2 separate regions of the Homo sapiens genome follow, and region 2 is linked to region 1. A link is an interaction called in ENCODE POLR2A ChIA-PET data of the cell type or tissue named here. Cell type or tissue: A673. All regions are shown on one strand. Region 1 overlaps IGFBP4 (insulin like growth factor binding protein 4). Region 2 overlaps RARA (retinoic acid receptor alpha).

The links. ChIA-PET counts read pairs that join two places held together with the same protein. Peaks named below come from ENCODE experiments on the same cell type or tissue, not always from the same donor. Only the 100,000 strongest peaks of a DNase experiment are listed, where the experiment ranks them.
Region 2: POLR2A ChIA-PET joins it to region 1 with 10 read pairs; 4 of 35 experiments call an interaction of 5 or more read pairs at or near these places.

The regions. Positions count from the first base shown.
Region 1 is chr17:40,446,227-40,451,226 of GRCh38, forward strand. All of the region lies in intron 1 of IGFBP4 (insulin like growth factor binding protein 4), which reads left to right. Among named protein-coding and RNA genes, the nearest start is that of IGFBP4, 5.3 kb to the left of the region's middle. In A673, a CTCF peak has its summit at 4,171 (motif pointing left); no DNase peak of the experiment used is centred here.
Region 2 is chr17:40,322,760-40,327,759 of GRCh38, forward strand. All of the region lies in intron 1 of RARA (retinoic acid receptor alpha), which reads left to right. Among named protein-coding and RNA genes, the nearest start is that of RARA, 16 kb to the left of the region's middle. RefSeq lists enhancers at 2,373-2,442, 3,479-3,538. In A673, no CTCF peak of the experiment used is centred here; a DNase peak (open chromatin) is centred at 222; H3K4me3 peaks cover 187 bases; H3K27ac peaks cover 1,578 bases.

The sequences.
Region 1 (5,000 bases):
TTTGGGAGTCTGAGATGAGAAGTTCAAGGTTACAATGAGCTATGATCACGTGATTGCACTCCAGCCTGGGCGACTCTATTTCGTAAAAAAAAAAAAAAAAAAAAGTAGGCCGGGTGCAGTGGCTCACACCTGTAATCTCAGTATTTTGGGAGGCTGAGGAGGGTGAATCACCTGAGGTCAGGAGTTTGAGACCAGCCTGGTCAACATGGTGAAACCTCGTCTCTACTAAAAATACAAAAATTAGCTGGGCATGGTGGTGCGTGCCTGTAGTCCCAGCTACTTGGGAGGCTGAGGCAGGAGAATCACTTGAACCCGGGAGGTGGAGGTTGCAGTGAACCAAGATTGTGCCACTGCGCTTTAGCCTGGGTGACAGAGCGAGACTCTGTCTAAAGAAAACAAAACAAATAAACAAAAAAAACAAAAAACGGTGTCTTGGAATGGGGTGGCTTTAGGTCCCCTTTGGATGACACAGCCAAGGTCTGTAATGCCCCTCCCCCTTTCCTCCTTGCCTTGTCCTCCAGCCTCCAGCCATGCAATGGATGCAGGTATCTGGAGAGAGACGAGGGAAGCCTGGAGGTACCTACTGAGCAAGCTATGCCCGTGCCCTCCCACACCTCCTAGTCATCATAGAAGTAATCCCTTGCTGTGACCTGGGCCACATGGCACCATGTAAAAGGCACTCTCTAGAGTTCTGCTGCAGCCCTGCAGGGTCTGTGGGTGAGATAAGACGACCAAGCCCCTACCCACCCATCTTTTTAGCCTTACACAGTCAGTAGGCCACTGTCTGCTTTAGGTCCCAAGGTTTGGGCCCACTGGCCCGCGAATAGCTTGGTCGAGGGTACCTGTCTATTTTTTCTGCCTTTTCCTTTTGGGGCTGAGTGTCAGCAGGTGGCTGGGGGAGGGTGGCCACTTGGCATGCCCCCTTCTTTGGCTGCTATGGTCCAGCTGCCTCCTGTTTGCCCCAGGGGCAGATCTCCCCTTTCCGTCTCCAGCCACCCCTGCCTGCCCTCCTGTCACAGCTTTCCATGTGCTGGCCAGGTTGTGGCTTAACACCACTGAGGCCACCAGAGATGAGGCGGGGCGTGTGCATCAAAAGTCCACACCTCTGCATCCTGGTACTGATCCTAGACTCATGGAATCTGGGGGAGTGGACAGCGGAAAGATCAGCGTTTGGACGGGGAGTTCCTAAGCTGGGCTCTCAGTCCCTTTGGGACAGGGTTAGGGAACAGGCAGGCTGGGTTAATTTTTAGTCAATGCAGCAAATTCTGCCCCCCTACTTCAGTACTGGGAATCCAGTTATGTCATGGGAACAAGGGCATTCCCAGAAATTCTGTGCCTTGTGGGGAGGGGGAGGGAGGAGCATGGCCGCTTCCCATTTTTAATTTAGTACTGGCAAAGCTAGCAGTATTGGTGCCTCGGGTATCAGGAGTCTTTCCACTTAAAGACAGAGTGCTGCAGAGCTAAGTCTCTCCTCCTCCCCTTCCACCCAGTCTACTTCATTTTCCTAATTTTTAAAGTGGGGAGGGCAACAGGACCTGCCTCACAGGGTTGGGGCGTCTGGCATCGGGTAAGAGCTCAATAAATTGAAGTGATGAGGAAGATGGTGATGAAGAAGCTGATGCTGGGACTTAGGGAAGCGGTAGGACGAGGGAGCAAATTTGGGGCAACATTCAGAGGAGTTGAGAGGGGTGGGGTGGCCTTTGGTGCATTTTGCTGCTGTCAACATGGGAAGAACAGGCCAAGTTGCCTTATCTGTTTTTTATTCTGAGGCTGGCAGCATGACACAGCTGTTGGGGGTGATACCCCTTGAGCCAGACCTCAGAGAAAGGGCCTGGTACCCAGCACCAGCGGTCTTGGCTTCTCCAGCTAGAGTCTAGGGGAAGAGGGAAAAGACCTTTCTAGCAGGACAGGTGGGTGACCCTCTGGATCACAGCTGAAACTTCTGGTCGGGATGGCTGGGCCCACTCAGTTCATAGCCTAGGTGTCTCTCGAGGGCCAGGGGCTGGCGTTGGGGAGAAATTGTGAGGGTAAAATCAGGCAACAGGAAAGAGGAAATCCTCTGGCTTTCGCCACAAACTTTGCAGCCGGTGGTGCCAAAGCCGTGTGGCCTCTTCTCTGGCGCCTTCCCTTCCTCTGCTGCTGGAGCAAAGACCGAGGTTTCCCCTATAGTCAGATGTCAACTGGCTTAGCTCCAAGCTGGGCGCTGTAGGAGGACCAAGCCTACTTGGAAGTCCCATCTCCCAAACAAGCTTTTTGGAGGTCAGACTTTTCAGGGGAATAGGTCTGACTCCACTCCTGCTCAGAGGGGAACCCACAGGCATTGGAATTTCTCCAGAGGGCACTACCAGGATGAGTAGCACCAGGTGGCTGGAACTCTTGTGTGAGCAGGGAAATAGCAAGTATTTAGCCAGTTTTGGAGATGAGAAGGTTAACGTTATCAAGAGACTCAATGCTATAACCCTTACCCCCACAAAAACCTGGTGCTTAGGGGTGGATCCTGGGGTGGCTCTTCAGTCTGCCAGTTAAGCAGGGTTGGGCAAGGAAAAGTTACAGATTACATGGAAAGTCAACAAACCACGGTGCAGAGAAGCTGTTGAAGTCAGCGTGCCCTGCCCTGGCTCTGTGTCTCTGACCAGGGCAGGGTCAGAGTGCCCAAGTGCATGTGGGTAAGGCACATGTGGATGAATGTGTGTCTGGACACGTGATTGTTTGTGTACACTTGCAGTTCTTGAGCCTGAGCCTGTCTGTGTGAGTAGGCAAATACGGATTTACCCTGTGTCCCCATGAGACTAAGGAGGGAGCTACTCTCCCTATCTGGTGGGTGCTACTCCGTGTAGACATGAACTGGGGATAAGTAGGATGGCTAGTGGGGAACCTAACAAGGGAGAAGCCAGGCAGTTTGCTGGCTTAGCTTTTCGTAGGTAACCCTCTGATGTGACATGGGGCCATACCAACCCAAGAGCATAAGCCATGCCTCTGGACTCACCCTGTGCCCCATGCAGCCCTAGGCTTCAGTGAGCATACCTAATCCTCCTTAATGGTAAACATCCCAAATATCCATTAATAATCCTCTGAGGGTTAGTTATTTGTGAACTTTGACTCGTAAAAGCTCAGCACTGTGGCTCACGCCTGTAATCCTAGCACTTTGGGAAGTCTAGGCAGGAGGATCACTTGAGGCCAGGAGTTTGAGACCAGCCTGGGAAACACAGTGACACCCTGTCTCTTAAAAAAAAAAGAAAAGGCCGGGCGCAATGGCTCATGCCTGTAATCCCAGCACTTTGAGAGGCCGAGGCAGGTGGATCACGAGGTCAGGAGATCGAGACCATCCTGGCTAACACGGTGAAACTTCATCTCTACTAAAAATACAAAAAAATTAGCTGGGCATGGTAGCGGGCGCCTGTAGTCCCAGCTACTTGGGAGGCTGAGGCAGGAGAATGGCGTGAACCTGGGAGGTGGAGCTTGCATTGAGCCGAGATCGCGCCACTGCATTCCAGCCTGGGCGACAGAGCGAGACTCCGTCTCAAAAAAAAAAAAAAGGAGAGAGAGAGAGAAAAAGAAACTCAGCATGGAAAGCATAGTTGTGGTCATGCTTCTATTCCATATCTCTTGAGATTTTTGAGGCTGCTACCACCCTAATTCTCCACACTTCCAGGGTGGGAGCTCACTACCTCCTGAAAACTCTTCCTCACTCCTTGAACTCCTGAAAAACCTTCCTCACTCCTTGAACCAAAGAATATTCTACCCATTTACTGAGAGGAATGAATCATTGTACAAAATAGTGCTTGCTTTTTTAAAATTTTGAGACAGGGTCTCACTTGTTGCACAGGCTAGAGTGCAGTGGTGTGATCACTGCTCACTGCAGCCTCGACCTCCTGGGTTCAGGTGATCCTCCCACCTCAGCCTCCCAAGTAGGTGGGACTACACCTGTGCATCACCACACCAGGCTAATTTTTTGTAGAGATAGGGTTTCACTATGTTTCCTAGGCTGGTCTTGAACTCCTGGGTTCAAGCGATCCACCTATTTCGGCCTTCCAAAGTGTTGGGATTACAGGCGTGAGCCACCCCAGCTGGCCCCTAGTACTTTCTTTTATGGTCATTAAAAGAAAGCAAACTCAGGAAAAACAAAGGCTTTCCAGGTTGGAAGGGTGCCCCCTGGTGTTAGTGTCCTGGGCTGTGGCAAACAAGTCCAGGTGATCTCCAGCCCTACTTAAGTAACAGGGTGGGGCCTTTGTCCACATCTCAGCTCAGCCTCTGTCCTTCTGACATTTGGTTCTAATTCTTTAATTCTTGAATTTTTTTTTTGTTTTTTTGTTTTTGTTTTTGTTTTAAGAGACAGGGTCTTGCTCTGTTACCCAGGCTGGAGTGCAGTGGCACAATCATAGCTCACTGTAGCCTTGATGTACTGGGGTCAAGCGATCCTCCTACCTCAGTCTTCTAAGTTAGGACCACAGGCAGGTCTGACTAATTTTTTTTTTTTTGGTAGAGACAGGGTCTTGCTATGTTGCCCAGGCTAGTCTTGAACTCCTGGCCTCAAGTGATCCTCCCACCTCGGCCTCTCAAAGCACTGGGATTACAGGCGTGAGCACCCAGCCTGGTTCTAATTCTTTGAGGTCTTCCATTTCCTTTTTCTCTCCACTCCCCAGTTCCAGCTTACACCCCTGAAACACGGTGACTCCATCCTCAAGCCTTATGGCTTTGTGCAAGGTGGGGGTGTGGAGGGAGGTGATCACTGGGGCAGCTTAGGTTTCTTTGGCTGGAGGAATTCCTTGGGAGGGTCTCAAAGGAAGGGCCTGGATCCCAGATCTTTCTCTGGTTCCTAACCGAGGGCTCAGGATCCATCTCCTTATGGTCCCCTTGGCACAGTCCTCGTCTTCTGAAGTTTATGTTTCTTCTTTTGCTGCCTACCTTGGCCAGGGGGTCTTGCTATAGTGTCTTCTCTTTGGTTGACTCTTAGGAACTTGATGTAGGACTGGAGTCCCCTCTGGACTGTCCTTCTTGGG
Region 2 (5,000 bases), 120 kb before region 1:
CAGGGAGGGAGAGCCCTGTCAGTCCTGTGACCCACTGTGCAGATCAAGGAGGGGTTGGCCCCCTTCCTAGTGGTCCCCCTTCCCTCCAGCTCCAGGTAGGAGAAACCTGGGGGACAGCTGATTCCCCAGGGGGTGCAAACAATCTTCATCACCCCCCCAACACTAAGAAAAAAAATGTCTTCCTGTCACGTGGCTGTCACTTCCTGTCCCACTGTGGTTCCTGGGATGTTTGTTGTTGGTTGCCATGGTGATGTCTGCCGTGGGCACTACCCCTGGTTCTTGTGGGGAAGGAGCTACCCCTCCCCACCAGGCTGGGGGGGTACTTGGGGGACTTGACTAGGGGGTCCTTTCAGGCTGAGTGTGTGTGGTCTCTGATGCCCCAGATTCCCCAGGACCCCCCAGACTTCTGTCTGTGGGGAGGAGTCACTGCCACCTACTCAGACTGAGTGCTGGGGAGACTGTGACCGCATCTGGCTGTGCCTGACCGTGGCTGTGACTTTGTGAGTCTGACTGATTTTGCAGCCCTTGTCCCCTCTGGCCGGGGTTCCTCTCGCTCATAGAGATGCCCATTCAGGGAACCTCTGTGCTCCCTATCTGTCCTCATATACAGTTCTGGAGCCTGCTCCCATCCTGTGTTCTGATGGAAACCACCTTCCCCAGGGAGTTTCTGTGGCTTCCTGGACTCCAGGCTGGAGTGTCAAGGGGCTGTGGGGCAGGGTCCTAGGTTGCATGTGTTTGGGGCTGGGGAGGTGGGGGCTCTGCAGACTATGCCTTCCCCTGCACACACAGCCTGCACCCGCTTCTCCCTTGTCTGGCAGGCGCTCTTCTCTAAGGGGAAGGCCATGGGGATCTGTGACCTATTATCCCTATCCACCTGTGGGCTTCCCTGTTCAGCTGGGGATGGTGAGGGGAAGAGATTCCCCCTAGTTCTAGCCCCAACTGAGTAGGCGGGTGTGGAGTAGGAAGTTGCTTGGGGGGGGGTCAATGGGTCGGAGGGGGGGTATGGGGCAGGGCACAGTCTGACTCAGGCCTGGTCTGGGGTCAGAGCCAAAAGGATATCCTGAGGCAGGACTTGGTGGGGGGGTGTATTCCTGGATTCCCTGCAGCGTGGGTCCCCAGGGTGGGATGCTGAGAGGGGGCTGGTACCATCTAGTCCTGCTGGCAGTTTGCCCTGGGACTCAGAATATGGCATACGCAGGGTTGGGCTGAGCTGAGGGGAGGGGTGAGGGCTGCTGCAGCCTATCTCCCCACCCTGGCCCTGCCTGTATCTCTGTAAGCTGTCCCCCCATTGTGAGAGAGCTGTGCTTCCTGCTTGGTAGCATGGAGGGGAGGTAGTGGTGAGGGGGCAGCTGCCAAGGTGTGAGGGTGGGGAAAGCCCCGTGCCAGGCTGGATGTGAGGTCGGTGGTTTCCAAGCTAGGGGGTCCCCTTTTGTCTGTGCCCCTTTGGTCCCTCACCCAACAGAGCTGCCTGCGTATGGTCCACACATTTCTGTGGTCTGGCTGTGGCCTCAGTAGGCTCATCTCTTCCTCTTCCCATTTTTTTTTTCCTTCCCTGTGGGTTGGTCCCTCTTCTTGAGGCCTGAATTACCCCCTGCCCTTTCACCTACTCGTTGCTTGGAGTAGGGAGGCTTCAGTTCTGGTTCTACGTGGACCTCTCAGACACCCTGGGCTTCAGAGGTCCTGACCATGTCCCCCGGGGGATCTGGGGTATGGCCCCTGGGGATGGAGGAGTTGGGAGCACAGCCCTGACCAGCAGAGACCCCCACTTCCTCCTCCTAGAACCTGGACTGCCCCGAGCTTGGATTGTCCAGTCACCCTTTCTGCCTGGTATCCAGTCACTGGTGAGATTATGGCGTGTGGGGGTCCTGCAGCTCTGTGTAGCTGGGGAAAAACCCTGGGCTGAGTGGAGTACAAGCTGTGGAGACATTGGACCTATTCTTTTGGGACAAGGCACTGTGTCTTGAGGCAATGGGCAGTGGTAGCACCCGGAAGTGAGACACTAGGCTTCCTCCTTCCCCTAACTCCCAAGAGGACATGCTTATGGCCTGCACTGACTAGGGCAGATTTTCAAACCAGTCCTAGCTCTAGCAAGGCTGGCCTGGGGTTCTGTGGGGTTGGTGGGGAAGAGGCACCCTCCAGCTATCCCAGCCACCCTCAGGTGATCCTTCTCCAGCCCTCCTAGGGAAGCCTCTTTTAAAATGAGGCTGGGCTGGCCGGGCGTGGTGGCTCACGCCTGTAATCCCAGCACTTTGGGAGGCCGAGGCGGGCAGATCACCGTGTCAGGAGTTTGAGACCAGCCTGGTGAACATGGTGAAACCCCATCTCTACTAAAAATACAAAAATTAGCTGGGCGTGGTGGCAGGTGCCTGTAACCCCAGCTACTAGGGAGGATGAGGCAGGAGAATCGCTTGAACCCGGGAGGCGGAGGTTGCAGTGAGCCGAGATTGCGCCATTGCACTCCAGCATGTGTGACAGGGTGAGACTCCATCTCAAAAATAAATAAATAAATAAATAAATAAATAAATAAATAAATAAATAAAAAGAGGCTGGGCTAACCTGGCTTCCTGCAGCCCAGACCCTGGTGAACAGACAGGAAACAGAGGACCCGAGTGGCCGGATTGTAGGCTTGCCAGGGAGGAGAGGGGTGAGAGCCTTGGCCAGAGGGGACCCTTGAAAAAGCGGGGAGTAGTCATCACTGCTCCCCAACCCCTGTCTGCAGATATGAGGGGCGCTGGGGAGGGGAGAGGTTGTGGCTTTGTATGTATGGGAGTGTGTTTTCCTGGAAAGTTTCTAAATGGTTCTAGTTTTGAATCTACTCTGTTCTGCCCTGCTTGGCCAGCTCCTGGCGGGACAGGGGTCCAAAGGCGGCAGGGCTTTGTTTCTGCCAGGGCTAGAGTCCCTCCTGCCCAAGTTGAGCTTGAGCTCTGGGTGTCATTTGCATATGATTCACTAACTGTCTAGAATGCTTAGGAAACCCCCAGTCTCCCCTTCTTTTAAGCTCCCCAATACTTTTCCCCTTCTCTCAGCCCCTCTGAGACTGCCTGACCTCTATTTCTTGGGAACCGTTGTTTTGGGGGAGACTGGAGAACAGAGAGAATGAATGAGGAAGAGAGGTTGGGGCCAGTCCCGGCTGAGTTTGGGGTCCCCTGCTCTTCTGTCCTGAGTATAAGGGAGGAAATGGTCTATTTCTCTTCCCCTTCTCCCCTCCCTAAATCCAAAGGTTTCCCTTTTTTGGTTTGTGAAATGAAAGAAGGGAATTTGGGAATGGGTTGTGGTCAGGCCTCCACCCACACCCCGAATATCCCTTTCCCCACATCCCTCTCCTCCATCCGAGGGAAGCAGACCCTGGGAAATGGGTAATTCTCCCTCCTGGCCCCGTCAACAGATGTTGCCCTGGGTGGGGTGAGGCAAGGGAAAGCAGGCCGACTGCTGAGGGGCACCAAGGTGGTGGCAAGAGGCATGGGGATGGAGGGCTCCAGTTGCCCGGGCCTCCCCTGTGCCAAGCTCTGGTCTGGGTGCTTTCCAGGACTTCCTGTCTGAAATCGCACAGCTCGTTGTTGAGGTAGGCAGTTCACAGGCGAGTAAACAGATGCTTAGAGAGGTTAAGTGACTTGCGTAAGGTCACCCAGAGTGGCAGAGCTGAGATTTGACCCTTCCGACTTCTGGTTCTTTCTCCCATCTTCGTGGCTCAGAAAGCTCTCACCTTTTTCTCTAGGTGTGTGACTCTGGGGTGTAACGCGTGGGCAGCTAGGGATGCTGATGCTGGAGAAGGGATCCTGGCACCTTCTGAGGGTGAGAGCGGCCCCAGTGGGCAGGAGTGTGGGGCTGGTTGCAGGTGCTCTAGCCCCCTACCCCTTTTTCTGCTGTGCTTAGGCTAGGCTCCATATATTGGAGGTGTGGGCCTGTGGTTTTCTCTCTCTCAGGGGAGGGTGCCCGTGGGCAGTGGAGGTGGCTGGCATAGGGTGGAGGTTGGATGTGGGTAGTTTGTTTTCCCTCTCTTTGGTACTGGTTTCGATTCTCTGCCGAGGCCTTCTCCACCCCTGGGGTGTAGGGGGCTGGGGCCCAGGTGTCTCTCTGAGGGTCATAGCTTCTGATGGACCTTCTGAGGCAGAGTCTGTGCCCTTTTGGGCCCACCCTGGTCATCCCTACCCTTGCCCATCCCTGTTCTCTGGTCTTTCTGGCCCTTGGCCTATTTCTGTGACCTTTAGCCCTCCTGCGGCTCAAGGCCCTCCCCAGGGAGCTGAGTAAATTTGCACTGAAATTTGCAGGCAGAGCTGGGTTAGGCTTTTTGGAGGCTCTGATAGGGGTCTGGGGAGGCCTTCCAGCCTTGCCCTGTAGTGTGTGTGGGTGGTGGGCTGGGGGTGAGGTGGGGGTAGTGGGGATTGAAGTTTGATTCAATTTCAAACTCCACTGGGGCAGAGTTGAGGTGGCTGTGGTTTTCTCTTCTCTGGGAGCAAGGGTGGGTTCCAGAGGGTCCAGGCTGGACTGACTAAACTGGCCTCCCGACCCCCAAAGGCTGGGTCAGGATGCCTGAGATCTGGAGTGATGGCTTTCTGGGCCTCAGCGTGGGTTACAGAGGCCTCACTTTGGGTTAGCTGCCCCTTGGGCCTCACCTTGAGAGAGGCAGGCCTCTGTGGATGTGAATTCACCTGAGTGTTTGTGGACCTGGTGCATGGGCTGGGCCCACAGGGAGGACCTCAGAGCATCTTCTGGCAGAAGCAGCAGGTACAAGGGCCACCCTGGCTGTGTGAGGTTCGGAGAATGTACAGTTTGGGAGACTGTGGGGCTGTGGTTGTGTCTTTGGGGAGCTGTGTACTGGGGCCCATGCATGCAGTTTCTGAGCTGTGTTCATTGTGTGGTGGAGCCCAGGTGTGGAGAGATGGTATCTCCAGGTTCCTTCTCCTCACATGCATGCCTGCACACACACAGGCTGGGGCTGCAGGCGTGCTCTTGCCCACCCAGATGTTTTCTGTAGACCTGCATGCATGAGTTTGTATGTG